Linked DNA regions of Homo sapiens: region 2 is linked to region 1. The links are chromatin loops, found by intact Hi-C in ENCODE. Cell type or tissue: endothelial cell of umbilical vein. All regions are shown on one strand.

Region 1 (8,000 bases):
AATAGGAACTAGGCAAAGTGGGGCTGCATTCCCAGATGGTTAAGGCATTCTTAGTCCCAGGATGAGATAGGAGGTCAGCACAAGATACAGGTCATAAAGACCTTGCTGATAAAATAGGTTGCACTAAAGAAGCTTGCTAAAACCCACCAAAACCAAGATGGCAATGAGAGTCACCTCTGGTTGTCCTCACTGCTGCAATCCCACCAGTACCATGACAATGTCATGCCATGGCAACATCAGGAAGTTACCATATATGGTCTAAAAATGGGAGGCATGGATAATCCACCCCTTGTTTAGCATATCATCAAGAAATAACCATAAAAATGGGCAACCAGCAGCCCTCAGGGCTGCTCTGTCTGTGGAGCAGAGATTCTTTTATTCCTTTACTTTCCTCATAAACTTGCTTTCACTTTATGGGCTCGCCTTGAATTCTTTCTTGTGGGAGATCCAAGAACCCTCTCTTGGGGTCTGGATCCAGACCCCTTTCCTGTAATAATACCCTTGTAAACCAAAAATAAAATTCTAAGCCACTCAGCTTACTGAATGGACTCCTTTTGGCCAAGGGGATCCCAAATAAAAAACTTGTTAAGGCCATGATGGGAAGTGGAGGTTGAGGCCAGACATGCTTTGTTATGCCCTCCTCCCTTTGGAGTTAAGGCACAACTGACCAGCATTAACATTAAAACAGAAATCATAAGATTGATAAAACAGACTGTTGTTAGTAATAAGATACCCAACTCCAGCCTGACTCTGGTATAACATCACATGACAGCGGCCCTAAAGGAAATCAAAGTATTTTATCCCAAAATATATTTCTTTGACGTATTTTGGAATGGCCCTGCAAAGCTGTCTCCTGTGGGGGAAATTTGCATTCTTTAGAGAATCCCCTTCTCTTTACAAGTCTTTTCCTAATCCAGGAGAGATTTAATACCTTTTAAGGTCTGACAGACATTTATTATCTATTCTCCCAGAAGCCTGTTACTTACAGGCTTCATCTACATAACAAGAACCTTGGCTTCCAGGTGGTGAGGTAGCTCGTGCTTGTAATCCCAGCACTTTGGGAGGCCAAAGCAGGTTGATCACGAGGTCAGGAGCTCAAGACCAGCCTGGCCAACATAGTGAAACCCTGTCTCTACTAAAAAATACAAAAATTAGCCAGGCATGGTGGTGTGTGCCTGTAGTTCCAGCTACTTGGGAGGCTGAGGCAGGAGAATCGCTTGAACCTGGGAGGCGGAGGTTACAGTGAGCCGAGATTGCACCACTGCATGCCAGCTTGGGCAACAGAGAGAGACTTTGTCTCAAAATAAATAAATAAATAAATAAATAAAATAAAAAGAACCTTGGCTTCCACAACCCCCCTTATCTTAAGCATTTCTTTATGTCGACTTCCATTTCTCAAGCAAAGCTTAATCCTTTTAATCGTCAATCAGAAAATCTTTGAATGCATCTATGACCTGGAAGAACTCCTCCACCCACATCCCCCACTCTCTGCTTCAAGATATCCTGCCTTTTATACCTTACATGTATTGATTTATGTCTTTGCCTATAACTTCTGTCTCTCTAAAATGTATAAAACCAAGCTATAATCCAACCACCTTGGGCACATGTTCTCAGGACCTCCTGAGGCTGTGTCACAGGCCATGACACTCATATTTGGCTTAGAATAAACCACGTCAAATATTTCACAGAGTTGGACTTTTTTTTTGCTAACACCCTCAAGCCTCAAATAACAAAAGCAGTCCAATAAAGCATTGAAGTGAGGACCAGTTGTTACAGGAGAGGGGTCCCAATCCAGACCCCAAGAGAGGGTTCTTGGATATCATGCAAGAAAGAATTCAGGGCGAGTCCACAGTGCAAAGTAAAAGCAAGTTTATTAAGAAAATAAAGTGGTGAAAGAACAGCTACTCCATTGATAAGAGTAGGACGTTCCTGAAAGTCAGAAGAGGAATGCGTCCACCCTAGGTACAATGCTTGTATATACGGGGAGATGTGCTCTGCTACAAGGGTTTGTGATAAAGGATTAATTTTCTTAATTACTATATTTTGCAAGAATTGATACTATTATCTTTAAAGCAAAATCAGGAATGCCTTTCTTCTCCAGATATCAGGATATCTGGACACTCCCAAGTCTGGGTCTGTTTAGGAAACATTATTAATTTGTTCCCTTAACCGTAAACATTTAGAGGCTAGGAATGCCTCATTTTCTGAGAATGCAGCCCAGCAAGTCCCAGTCTTATTTTCCTAGCCCTCACTCAAAATGGAGTCACTCTGGTTCAAACGCCTCTGACACAGTGACTGAGTATGCCCTTGGGTATGCCCTACTTATTTTCTAGTGTCAACTCTTTCGTTGACAGTTTCTCTGTATTTCTGAGAAAGGGATATCCCAGGGAGTCAGAAAGGGAATCAGCCTTACAATCTCTCCAGCTACTGACACTTCTCCTCTATAGTGAGCCACAGTGAGGGGGAGGCCAGTCAGCAGCCATATGGAGTGGGGTTCTGCTTCCCTGATCCAAATAGGTTGTTTTCTCTGTGTACAAACTAGACCTTTATAGAGCTTCAAGCTGTTCTTTACTAAAGAGTCAAGTGAACATTCCTGAGTCACTTGGAGTCCATAGGCAGAGATCAGGCATTCAGCTTTTGGTCTAGTCTCTCCCCACCTCTAAGCAAGAGGAAGGCAGAACCTCACCTCATAAGCCATCAGATGACAGGCTATCTCAGGAGCAATTCTCCGTTTCTTTTACACAAACCACCCTTTAGCCCTCCGAATAAAGTTTCAGCCCCTAGTTTCTTTTGCATTTCATAGATTTTCTTGCTTAATATAGCCACTGGATGTACACATGTATTCTTTCTGCTTTTTTGTCTCCATTTGTCTCTTCAGGGAGAGAGATTCTGTAAAGACTGAAGAACAGGGGGAGTCCACTGAGTGCTTTCCAGCTGCAGCTGGTTTCCCCCTAAAGTACCACAAATCAATGTGCCATTATGAGGATTAATTGAGGATTAATTTTCGTTCCATCACTCTGCAATCTAATCTACATTAGAAACATCTAATCTTCCTATTGACATTTGTCCTTTCCTTTTTCTGGTTTCCATTTCAAAGGACCCTCACATTAACGGCACATGGCTCTACTTAAGCAACCTGGTTAACTAAAGCTAGGATTTAAATGTTTCTCTTTAATCCTCAAGTTTATTCTCTGATAATGGGGTGGAGGGGTGGATAGTCTCCTTTTATGCCACCACACTAGTTGGATATTTAGTGGTTTTATAAACTTGTAAGCAGACAAGGCCACAGATATTGATTTGGACTAACTGAAGCAGAAGGAAATTATTGGAAGACTGTTGGGATGCTCAGAGTGATGGGAGCTAGGACAATCAGACCTGGAAATGGGCAGGAATCAAGAGGGATCTGGGGGATTGGCCATTAGGAACCCAGGCAATTTTCTTAAAGCAAGATAGTGAAAAGTGCATACCATCCCTGTGGAAATAACTTCCACATTTTCCTGCTGTCTGCCTGTCAACAGCTCAACAGTCTGAGCCCCAGAAAGAGCATCTGATGACTGATATTGGGTCACATACCTGGCCCCTGGTCCTGCAGAGTCAAGGAGGGCAAGGATCTGTTTCCTTCGGCTTTGGTAATGGAATGTAGTCACCAGGAATGGCAGCCCCACTAAGATTACACACAATGTAGATCTGTGAATTCCAAAAGGAAATGTGGAGGCTCTTAGGGCAGCCAAAACAAAACAAATGCCAACCAGAACTGTTTTTTTCTTTTGAGGTGGAATCTAGCTCTGTCACCCAGGCTGGAGTGCAATGGCACGATCTCGGCTCACCACAACCTCCGCCTCCTGGGTTCAAGCCATTCTCCTGCCTTAGCCTCCCAAGTAGCTGGGACTACAGGCACACGCCACCACGCCAGGCTAATTTTTGTAGTTTTAGTAGAGACAGGGTTTCACCATGCTGGCCAGGCTGGACTCAAACTCCTGACTTCAAGTTATCCACCTGCCTCAGCCTCCCGAAGTGCTGGGATTACAGGCGTGAGCCACTGTGCCTGGCCAGAACTGTGTTTTCAGTGGGCCAGTTGAAATGTAGGAGAAAGAAATTGAGAAATAAGGATGGAAGGAAACAGGGAGAAGGGTGGTAGAAAATGGAAGTGAGCAAGAAAGCAGAAAACATTCACTCAAGAAAAACTGTTCTTTGGCAATAGGTACATCTCTATGCAAGTCAGTGTGGCTTTTTTCCTCTAACATGATTTTAAAAGCTCTCTGAAAGCTCAGAAAACAGAAAACACATCTTGGTGACCTAGAAGTATAGTCATCTTCTTTCACCACCAGATGGTGCTTTATGTATAGAATGGAGGACAAGGATCCTGAGGACATTCCCAAACACTTGCATATTTAGGAAGCTCTTTTACTTAACAGTGATTCAAGAAATATTGGGGAAATGCAAGCCCAGATGAGGGACGCCTAACCTAGCTATACAGATAGGCAGGGGAGGGCGTCCTTAACCACAGTTGAGGCTTGCACCCAAGGACAGGATAGAGATTGGGAGGGGAATTCCAATTTAAGAAAGAACCACCAGAAGTAGAGAGGCTTAAGAAAGCACATTGCCTTCTAGGAATCACAGGTTGTAGGCTGGGAATGGACAGTATTTCAGGTGGAGGAAATAGAATGAACAAAGGTGTGAAAAATGTACAAACAGATTTGGATTTAACTATGGTTATTCAATTGTTTAGCTTATTATTGGGATTGTCTCAATTCTGCATCATATGACCTGACCTTGGAAAAGCGGGCCATCTGTTTAGGGTAACAACTATGATTCTATCCCTCAGAATACTCAGTTTTCCTTAGCCAGTCCTTGCTCTTTAGCTTCCCCATTTTCTTGTCCTTTTCTGTGCTAGAGGTGTATTGAAACTGATGCATTGCAAAACTGGTATTACATTAAATACACTGAACCTCAGATGCTTATGGAACACTTACACTATTTATACAGAAGAATAAGCAAAAGTGTCCAGGCACGGGGGCTCATGCCTGTAATCTCAGCGCTTTGGGAGGCCGAGGCGGGTGGATCATGTGAGGTCAGGAGTCTGAGACCAACCTGGCCAACATGGTGAAACCCAGTCTCTACTAAAAATACAAAAATTAGCAGGCTGTGATGGCAGGTGCCTGTAATCTCAGCTACTCGGGAGGCTGAGGCAGGGGAATGGCTTGAACCCAGGAGATGAAGGTTGCAGGGAGCCAAGTTTGTGCCACTGCACTCCAGCCTGGGCAACACGGTGAGACTCCATCTCAAAAAAAAAAAAAAAAAAAAAACCAAAAAAAAAGAATAAGCAAAAGCTCCTACCCTATAACACTGATGCATTCTGTTTGCATTTTATTCCATGATTTACACAATAATTATATATTGTATCCTTATGATATGTCAGATACTGTGTTGGCACTTTACATATATCTCACTTAATCCTTAATACCATCTGGAAATAATAAACATTTTATGGATGGTGAAACAGAGACACAGAGAAATCGAATAGCCTGCTCAGGGTTTCCAGAATAGCAAAATTAAAGGCCTAGGGTTTAGTTTTCCACTAAAGATTCTCATGGCTGGCTTCTTCACGTCATTCAGGTCTCTGCTCAAATGTAATCTTAGAGAAGCTACATTAATCCATCTGAAATAGACACCTCACTGTGCATCCAATTGTCCTGCCTTATTTTTCTTTGTAACATTATTATATTATTTATATTTGTATTGTCTGTATCTCCTCCTAGACTATGATCTCTGTTAGGACAAGCTCTTGGTTGTGTTTGCTGCTTATTACCACACTACCCAGACCAGAGCCTGGCACATAATAAGGAGCTCAACAAATTTTTGTTAAGAATAATTGACTCTTAGACCCAAACTCTTAGCCACTATGCTATATTTTGTCCCTAGATGGGATTAAGAAGGTTTACATTTTGAATATCCTGATACCAAAGAGCATGCTGCACAAAGCCTGTGCATGGAATGTGCCAAATAGTATGTAAACTGCGCCAGACGCGGTGGCTCACGCCTGTAATCCCAGCACTCTGGGAAGCCGAGGCGGGCGGATCACAAGGTCAGGAGAGTGAGACCATGCTCGCTAACTCGGTGAAACCCCATCTCTACTAAAAAAAATACAAAAACTTAGCCGGGCGTGGTAGCGGGCGCCTGTGGTCCCAGCTACTTGGGAGGCTGAGGCAGGAGAATGGTGTGAACCCGGGAGGCGTAGCTTGCAGTGAGCCGAGATCGTGCCACTGTACTCCAGCCTGGGTGACAGAGCGAGACTCTGTCTAGAAAAAAAAAAAAAAAAAAAAAAAAAAAAAAAAATATATATATATATATATATATAGAGAGAGAGAGAGAGAGAGAGAGAGAGAGAGAGTATGTAAACTGCCACTCTATACTCTTAAAATTCGAGTTTAATTTACACACAGTAAAATAAATAAATCTTAAGTATGTATGTATTTTTACAAATGCATACACTTTTGTAACCACCAATCATATCAAGATACAGAACATTTTTTAGCCTCCAAGGAAGCTCTCTTGTAGTAACTCCCAGTCAATACTCTACTTTGCAGAGATAAATATTCTGACTTCTATCAAATAGGTTAGTTTCTGGGTCTTAAGCTTCACATAAATGCAGTCATACAGTTTGTACTCTTATGTCTCTCTTCTTTTGCTCACCATAATATTTTGGAGATTTATCTATGTTCTGTATATCAGTGGTAGTTTATTTTTTTATTGTTGTGTTATATTCCATTGTATGAATAAATAACAATTTGTTTATACATTCACCTGCTAGTGGATGTTTAGGCTGTTGCCAAGTTTTGGTTATTAAGTATAAAGCTGCTTTAAATATTGTTGTAAAAGTTTTTACAGACATATGTACTTCATATGTTATTTTAGGGGGTATATAATTAGGAACAGAATTGCTGCATCATAAGGTAGATGTTTGTTTATCTTTCTTTTCTGAAGAGTGCCTGTTCAAGTGTTTTGCCCATTTAAAAAGCTTTCTTATTGATCCGTAGAGTTATTTATGTATATAATCCTTTAACAGATATAAGTATTGCAAATATATTCTCCTACTTTGTAATTGCCTATTCAATTTCCTGCTAATGTATTTTGATAATAGAGGTTCTCAATTTTAATGAAGTCAAATTTATCAATTTTGTCTCTTAAGGTTAGAGCTTTTTCTGTCATGTTTAAGAAATCATTGTCTACCCCAAAGTTATGAAGTTATTCTGTTTTCTTCTAAAGCTTTCTGTTTCAGATTTCACATTAGAGAATATGATCCACCTTGAATTAAGTTTTGGATTTGTTGTGAGTTAGAGTTTATTTTCTTTCCCATATGGATATACAGTTGTTGAAGTACCATTTAATAAAAACACTATCATTTCCCCATTGAATTGTAGTAACACCTTTGTTATAAACTAAATGATGTATATGTAGAGGGTATTTCTGGACTCTGTTTTGTTACATTGGCCTATTTGCCTCTCCTTGCACCAATACCACCTTGTCTTAATTACTGCCGCTTTATAGTTAGTCTCGAAATCTGATAGTAAAGTTTTCAACTTTATTCTTCTGAAAGATTATTCTTGGCTATTTTAGGTTCTTTGCATTTCCATATAATTTAAGATTTATCCTGTTGATGTCGACCAAATATTTTATGTGGGTTTTTATAGGTTGGGTTTGCATTGAATCTACTTATCAAATTGGGGGAAATTGACATCTTATCAATTTTGAGTCTTTTGATTCATGCACATGATATAGCTCTTCATTTATTTAGGTCACTTTTAATTTCTCTCAGGAATATTTTGTAGTTTTCACTATTAGCCTTGTGGAACTCTTCTTAAATTTGTTCCTAAATATTTGATTTTTTAATGTTACTATAAATTACATTTTAGAATATTTCATTTTCTGATCATTTCTTGATAGTATATAGAAATATACTTGGTTTTCATGTGCTGACTTCGTATCCAGAGAGCTTGCTA
Region 2 (8,000 bases), 59 kb after region 1:
TTGACACTTTAGTGTTTTCCAAAGTGGCTGTACTACTTTACATTCCCAACCAATAGCATATGAGAGTTCTAGTCCTCCCCATCATTCCCAGAACTTGGTGTAATCAGTCTTTATTTTATTTTATTGATTGAGACAGGGTTTTGCTCTGTCACCCAGGCTGGAGTGCAGTGGCATGATCATGGCTCACTGCAGCCTCAACATCCTGGACTCGAGCAGTTCTCCCACCTCAGCCTCTGGAGTAGCTGGGACTATAGGCGAGTGCCAGCACGCCCAGCTAATTTTTAAACTTTTTGGGGAGACAGGGTCTCACTATGTTACCCAGGCTGGTCTTGAACTTCAGGGTTCAAGCAATCCTCCTGCCTCAGCTTCCCAAAGTGTTGGGATTACAGGTGTGAGCCACAGCACCCAGCCTGATCAGTCTTTTTAATTTTGGCTGTTCTAACAGGTGCATAGTGGTGTCTCATGCTTTAATTTGGATTTCTTTAATGACTAGTGATGTTGAACATCATTTCATGTGCCTATTTGCCATCCGTGTATCTTCTTTGGTTAAGGGTATAATGTATCAATCCAAATCTTTTGCTTATTTTATAAACTCTTTTCTTATTGTTGAGTTTTGAAAGTTCTTTATATATTCTGTATATAAGTCCTTTATCTGATATATTTGTAAAGCCTAAACATGCCTGAAAGGAAGATGTCTTTCCCACTGATTTTTTAAAAAAATTTATTCCCTTAGGTAAGCATTCAGCTCCTCTTTAGCTTCTGTTTTATAACAGCAGAACCACCATCACTTGTCCCATAGTGGGAAGCAAAGTGTGCTTTCCATAGCCAGATATGGGACCCTCTGTATTTGTTGCTAAGACTATTGCTACTTCCTCTTCTGCTTCTATCTGTTGGCTTCTCTAGTTATTTCCTAAACTTGGAGGGTTAAAGTGTCACTTTTAAGTTGTATGACTTGGGCCAGATCACATGTAAGGTCTCTGAGCCTTATTGTCCTCATATGAGAAAGAAGGATAATCACATCTGCCCCTCCTAACCTTACTGGGAGAATTAGATGAGATTATGTATGTGAGAGCATTTTCGGAAACTGTAAAGCTCTGAACACATCCCTGTTTCTGTATTGGTCAGATCCTTGTTTTCTATTTACATATTCTTTACTGGTTATGGCAGATTCTCTCACTTCCCTTATCTTTTCCAACTCCCTGGTCCTTCTCTGGTTCATCTTAACATGTGATCTCAGATTGTCTTGTGACTCATAGAAGGCCACTTTCTTTCAGAGGGGATAATTTAGTCAGGGTGATCCAGACAGGACTGCTAAGCTATTTATACTTGTTTTTTTTCTTTTTGCTCTTATTTTCAAAAGTAACAATTCATGCTCATTAAAAGAAGTCAATTGAAGGTTAGCCGGGCACGGTGGCTCATGCCTGTAATCCTAGCACTTTGGGAGACCGAGGCAGGCAGATCACTTGAGCCCAGGAGTTTGAGACCAGCCTGGGCAACATGGTGAAACCCCGTCATTACTAAAAATACAAAAATTAGCTGGGCGTGTTGGTGTGCGCCTGTAATCCCAGCTATTCGGGTGGCTGAGGCACAAGAATGCTTGAACCTGGGAGGCAGAGGTTGCAGTGAGCTGAGATTGCGCCACTGCACTTCAGCCTGGGCGACAGAGATTGCCTCAAAAAAAAAAAAAAAGGTTAATAATCTCCCCTACTAAGTAGCCAATACATATGTGCATATTGCTTAAATAGGAAAATTTTTTAAATTTTTTTTGTAAAAAATAATTTAAAAGTAGGTTACATATTAACCTTAATTATTTATAAAAAAATTTAAACAATTTTTCCTTTTTAAGCAATATGCACATATATTTTTCCTTCTACTTTTGTAAATGAAATAGTCTATGAGATCTTATATATTACTCTGCAAACTAATCTTTCTTTAACCTAGCAATGTCATATACAACTCAGTACATATATATGAGATTCATTCTTCTTTAATAGCAGCATATTATCTATAATATAGATGTATAATAATTTAACTTTTGCATTATTGATGAACATTCACTTTGTTTCCAGATATTTTGTATTAAACATTTTTAATATATATTTTTATACTGGTTCTTTTGTTTCTATCAGATAAATTCCCAAAAGTGGGGCTGCTGTGTCCAATGTACGGTACATCTAATTTTCCTTTTTTTTTTTGTTTTTTTGAGACAGAGTCTCACTCTGTCGCCCAGGCTGGAGTGCAGTGGTGCGATCTTGGCTCACTGAAACCTCTGCCTCCTGGGTTCAAGTGATTCTCATGCCTCAGCCTCATGAGTAGCTGGGACTACAGGTGCATGCCACCACTCCTGGCTAATGTATGATACATTTGAAATATTACCAGAAACTGACAGTTACATTTCTAAGAAGGCATAGCAACTCGCTTCTCAGCAATGTTGTGAGAATGCTAGTTGTCCCCTGCACAATCTCTGCCTCATTTTCTTACTTTCTGGGCATTTAAAATTATTTTAACCTATCCTTAAAAAAATAACATAATAATGGCCAACAAGCAAATGAAAAAATGATTAACACCACAAATTATTATGAAAGTGCAAACCACAATCACAGTGAGATACCATGTCACATCCATCAGGATAGCTACTATGAAAAAAAATAACACGCGTTAGTGAGAAGTAGAAACCTTTGTGTACTGTTGGTGCAAACATAAAATGGTACAGTTGCTATGGAAAACAGTATGGTGGTTCCTCAAAAAATTAAAAATAGAACTACTGTATCATCCAGTAATTCCCCTTCTGGATATGTATTCAAAAAAATTGAAAGCTGATCTCAAAAGATATCTGTACAGCCATGTTCATAGCAGCACTTTTTGTAACAGCCAAGAAGTAGAAGCATCCCAGGTGTCCACCGACAGATGAATGGATAAACAAAATGTAGTGTGGGTATATATATACACTGTACAATGGAATTGTTATTCACTTTTAAAAAGGAAGAAAGTTCTAACACATGCTACACTGTGGATGACCCTCAAGGTCATTATGTTAAGTGAAATAAACAAGTCACAAAAAGACAAAATACTGTATGACTCCACTTATATGAGTTATCCAGAGAAGTAAAATTCATAGAAACAGAAAGTAGAATGTTGGTTGCCAAGGGCTAGAGGAGGCAGAAATGGGGAGTTGTTTAATGGGTGTAGTTTTAGTTTTGTAACGTGAAGGCGTTCTGGAGATTGGGTGCATAACATGAATGTATTTAACACTAAGTAACTGTACACTTGGAAATGGTTAAGATAGTAAATTTTGTTATGTGTTTTTTTAAACCACAAAAAAAAAATCTACGAAAAGAAAAATAACTTATGAAAAAAGTAATAGGTACTCTTCAGTCATTGAGCTCCAGTTACATGATAGGCACTGGCACTTCCTGTGTATCATTTAGTCTTTATAATAACCATACAATAGCTGTTCAATCAATGCTTGTTAGATGAAAAGGTGTGCCGTTTAAGGAAAAAGTGAGACAGTATAGAGGACATTAACTGATTTTTATTGGAGGATCCTGACACCCAGTGGTCGTTGGTACCTGTAACACAAAGCCCTTCAGAGCAGGCTACATCAACAGTTACATTTTGTGAAGCTCCTTCTAGATTTCAGTGAGAACTGACAGCAAAGGTTTCAGTTTAGCAAGAAATAGACACATAATCAGAACCAGGCTTAAGGTGATTCACAACAGTAGTGATGGAGTGTTTGGAGACCAGTGATAGAAACACAACACTGGGAATATCTCCCTTTGAAGACAGAGATTATACTGCAGTCACTTCTTCGATGACATGGCCTTCACCAAACATTCCTGTTTTATTTTCTTGCCTTCTTCACAATGTTAATGTTTTCTCTATTTTCTTTTCCCTTGCTTAGTCACTTGTGTTTATTTTCTCTTTTTGTAGACTTTCATTTGTATACCTATCTATTTTGCCTTGTAATATGTCTGCAGTGACTGGTAGGCTGAGTACTGGCAGCTGAGAGGCTGGACTAAAAGGAAAGAAACAGAGTATAGGAAATCCATTTGGGATGATTCTTCAGATAAGTTAAATTAGCCTCAAAGGAAATTAATGGTTTTACAGGTTGAAGTTGTTAACTGGAAAAAGGTTTCAATCCTATTAAATCAAACCAGGATTGAAGATAAAAGACCTTTGATCCATAAATTATTTGAGAGCTAGGAATTTCAGTATGCTTTTACAGTGTTCATGCTTTTTAGTATATTTCAGAGTAGTGAACAAAACCAGAAGGTTTTTTTTGTTTAACATAAAAGGAATGGGGCTCCCAAATTTGGTGCATGCTCTTCCAAGTATTATGGAGCCAGGCTGTTCTTTTCTCTCCAGGCACTTGGCAGACAGAACCGCTGAGCTGGAGCGAGTAAATAGAGTCAACCAATGCTTACAGGAGGACTGGGAAAGGAGTGCTGCGATGAAGAAGCAGCGAGACCTGGAGGACAAGGCTTTTGAACGGTAATGCCTGATTGGAACCCCAAAATTCTCCTGCTCCTTGTGGGACAGCAACAGGTTTCAAGTGGAACTCCACTTGATTAGCAGTGGCTGCCTAGAGAACCTTGTGGAGAAAGCAAGTCTGTATTCCATGGGAAATACTGCCGTGATTGATTAGAAATGTCTGTTACAGACATGGGATTGGAGAATGCTGAGTTGTATGCTAGGTATTTACTAACCGTGCTCTAATATTTGCCTCTGCTTAGGGTGGCTTTATTTGCTTTTTGTGGAGAGTGAAGATTCTCTTTGGAAATAACTATTTGGAAGTAGGGGGAGTGAGTTTCCAATCTGAACGTTTTCAAGGCTTAGAGAATCGTTATTTAAGAGCAGGGTCAGGGGTTGTAAGATTGGCAATTGGAAAAGTAAGATGCCTATTATGGAGCCAACCAAGAGCATCTTTCTGAAATTATTATATGCCTGCCCAATCCTCAGCTTAAATATTCACATCACTACTGTTGTATTACATCTTGAAAAAAAATTAAAATACGAATGTAAGGTATGATTTTATAGCATGTTAAAAATGTGATGAAACAGATCAAGTCTATACAATCAAGTTATTAAAACCCAAATATACCAAAATAATAGTTTAAATTGCCAATTATCAGTTTTTAATCATGGATAAAATTTGTAGAATGGATCTTGATCTGTAACTCTCCTTTTCCTTTTAGGTTTTCTTGTAAAGCATTTCTCACCTGTCTTTCTAATGAGTAGAACCCATATTTTGTGACAATGAAAGTATGAGTGATGACGTGGAAAATAGGTTCCAAAGGAGAAGTGGACTCATTTGGCTTAGAGAAAAGGAGAGGAAAGGGCAGTTGGGGATTTCAATTTTCTCAGTGATTTGGGAAGGCAGGTAAAAGTCAGTGAGATTAATGCCAGGGAGATTTTAGTTGTGTCTAGGAAGAGTGCTTGGCCAACATGGTGATAAAGGACTGAGGAGACACAGGAAATAATGTTGAGTGGCAGGCTAACAAATCTACTCCTGGTATATCGTGGAGCAGACTTCTCTGAGGACCTAGGCCAAGTGTGGACAGAGACTTGAGCACGCAGCAGTAGCAAGAAGGAATTGGTTGGCACAAAAAGAAAATAAAGCAAAAGTAAAACCAAAGTCCATATGTATGCAGTTAGCACATGATACTCTGTTCCATTACCAAGCCAGGTAGGTCTTCCCCTGCTCACTTCCAAGGTAGTTTATTCTTTTTTCTTTTAAGACTGCCCTTGATAATCCTTTTTTTTTTGAGATGGTGTCTCACTCTGTCGCACAGGCTGGAGTGCAGTGGCGCGATCTCGGCTCACTGCAAGCTCCGTCTCCTGGGTTCATGCCATTCTCCTGCCTCAGCATCCCGACTAGCTGGGGCTACAGGCGCCTGCCACCAGGCCTGGCTAATTTTTTGTGTTTTTTAGTAGAGACAGGGTTTCACCGTGTTAGCCAGGATGGTCTTGATCTCCTGACCTCGCAATCCGCCCGCCTCGGCCTCCCAAAGTGCTGGGATTACAGGCGTAAGCCACCGCGCCCGGCCGATCATCCTTCTTAAACAGAATTCTGGCTGGATGCCATGGCTCATGCCTGTAATCACAGCACTTTAGGAGGCTGAGGCAGATGGATTGCTAGAGTTCAGAAGTTTGAGACCAGCCTGAGCAAACATGGTGAAACCCCATCTCTACCAAAAGTACAAAAATTAGCTGGGTGTGGTGGTGCACACCTGTCATTCCAGCTACTCTGGAGGCTGAGGTGGGAGGATCGCTGGAGCCCAGGAAGTCGAGGCTGCAGTGAGCTGTGATCGCACACTCCAGGCTGGTGACAGAGGGAGACCTAGTCTCAAAAAAAAAAAAAAAAATCCACCCATGGAGAAATTTTGATGGGGTAGAGGAGCACATGAGGGACTGTTTTGCGTAACGAAGAAAAACCATCAAAGGGGAAAGTCAGTTACTACTGCCTCTTTATTTCTGCTTTTAGTTGCTTTTGTCTTCCTCTTTGTCTCCACTCCCTCTCCTGCCCTTAACTCTCCAGAGGCTTCTGGCCTCCTGGGATAGTTCATTGTAAGTCCTCTCAACTCTCTGCTGTTGTTAGCTGATAACCAGCAACTTAATGGTTGATCTGCCTCTCAAATACTGTCTCCCAGGAGCTCAACAGGTAGAGGTGTAATCCACGTGGGAAAGCAGTCAACAGAGAGGCTTTGGAGCCACTGTCTGCTGGCTGTGTGACCTTCGGCAAGTTCTCTGTGGGCTTGGGTGGTTGAGGCTGGGGAGGGGTAGGGTCAGACTGTTGTGAAGGCACAAGTCGTGGCTTTTTATTTAGTAGAGAACGACAAGCCAGCAGAAGTCTGGAAGCAGGGGATGCCAGGATGGGGTGAACTGCAGCATACAGGCAGAGAACGCAAGGTGTCACTTTTCTTTTGTGTACCTCCTGCCATACCAGCTTCCAAGTTGGGCCTCCAGGAACTCCAGGAACCTGCTGATCGGCATTTGCTCTCCTCTCCTCAGGGCTTCAGACAAGCTGTTTCTCCTAGACCAGTGTGAGAAGTATCGGCGCTGCAAGCAATGCCAGAGGCGCACCTCCAACGTGGGCGAGAGCAACCTGTGGCCCCTGAACAAGTTCCTGCCTGGCTCCCGGTTGCTTGTGTAAAACTCAAAGTTTGGCTCTTCGTTTCCCGGGGAAAGTTTTTATCTTTTACATGTTTGGGGGTGATTGTGAAACTGCGTATTTTTACCTCAGAGAAAAAAATCATTGTTTAGGTTTGGTGCTTTCATTAGATTGCTTGTTAAGCCCTTATTGAATTCACTCCTGCTTTCCTCCCACCCCCAATTATTTCCTATACTAGTTTCTGATGGCAGTGAAGGTGTCTGAATGGTCCTGAGGGCTAGAACCTGCTGCACAGGGGCTGGGAATGGGATCCAGCTTCATTATGGCTGCTGGGGTGCTGCTGACCCAGCCCTGCTGCTGCTCCATGACTTTGTGTACAAAACTTTTTTCATCTGTAATGAATAGTGGCAATAATAAATATTTTTTAAGCGCCTGACTGTGCATGACAATTCATAATGGTACATTTTACCCCTCCCTCTTCCCCCAGTCCTAGACTTTTCCAGAGGGGTATATGTGTGAATATCACAGAGATGGGTTAGACTATTTACCCCCAGGAGGCCAGAACAATGCTCCCTGAGTTTTCTCATTGATGACATACCTGGGACTTTAGTGGGCCTTCCCAAGATATCATTCCCTTGTCCAGCTATTTCTACACCCTTGGAGTAACTGTGCACTGTGAGGTGAGTCTCCCACTACTTCACTTGCATTCATTCTTAAGCTGTAGGTGCTGTTCAAGAGGACTTAACTCCCTGTCAGAGGACTGACTTTCAGTTAAGGTATGGCTGTTCTCAACTAAAAACTTTCTTCGTTTATCTTCATACTTTTGTAATGCCCAACCTTGTTTTTACTAACCCTGTTTTTAGACTCTCCCTTTTCCTTTAATCACCTA

What was found. Hi-C counts contacts between places; a loop is a spot of excess contacts. Peaks named below come from ENCODE experiments on the same cell type or tissue, not always from the same donor. Only the 100,000 strongest peaks of a DNase experiment are listed, where the experiment ranks them.
Region 2: it touches region 1 in a loop (9-fold over the local background); 10 of 110 quality-filtered maps call a loop at or near these places.

Annotation. Positions count from the first base shown.
Region 1 is chr11:86,356,641-86,364,640 of GRCh38, forward strand. It overlaps LOC105369421 (a long non-coding RNA gene), which reads right to left. Exons shown (of 5, transcript XR_007062826.1): 3 at 3,574-3,687. Among named protein-coding and RNA genes, the nearest start is that of CCDC81, 14 kb to the right of the region's middle. RefSeq lists an enhancer at 9-543. In endothelial cell of umbilical vein, a CTCF peak has its summit at 4,323 (motif pointing right); a DNase peak (open chromatin) is centred at 4,341; H3K27ac peaks cover 302 bases.
Region 2 is chr11:86,415,563-86,423,562 of GRCh38, forward strand. It overlaps CCDC81 (coiled-coil domain containing 81), which reads left to right. Exons shown (of 15, transcript NM_001156474.2): 14 at 4,366-4,491; 15 at 7,012-7,544. The coding sequence ends at 7,153. Among named protein-coding and RNA genes, the nearest start is that of CCDC81, 45 kb to the left of the region's middle. In endothelial cell of umbilical vein, no CTCF peak of the experiment used is centred here; no DNase peak of the experiment used is centred here.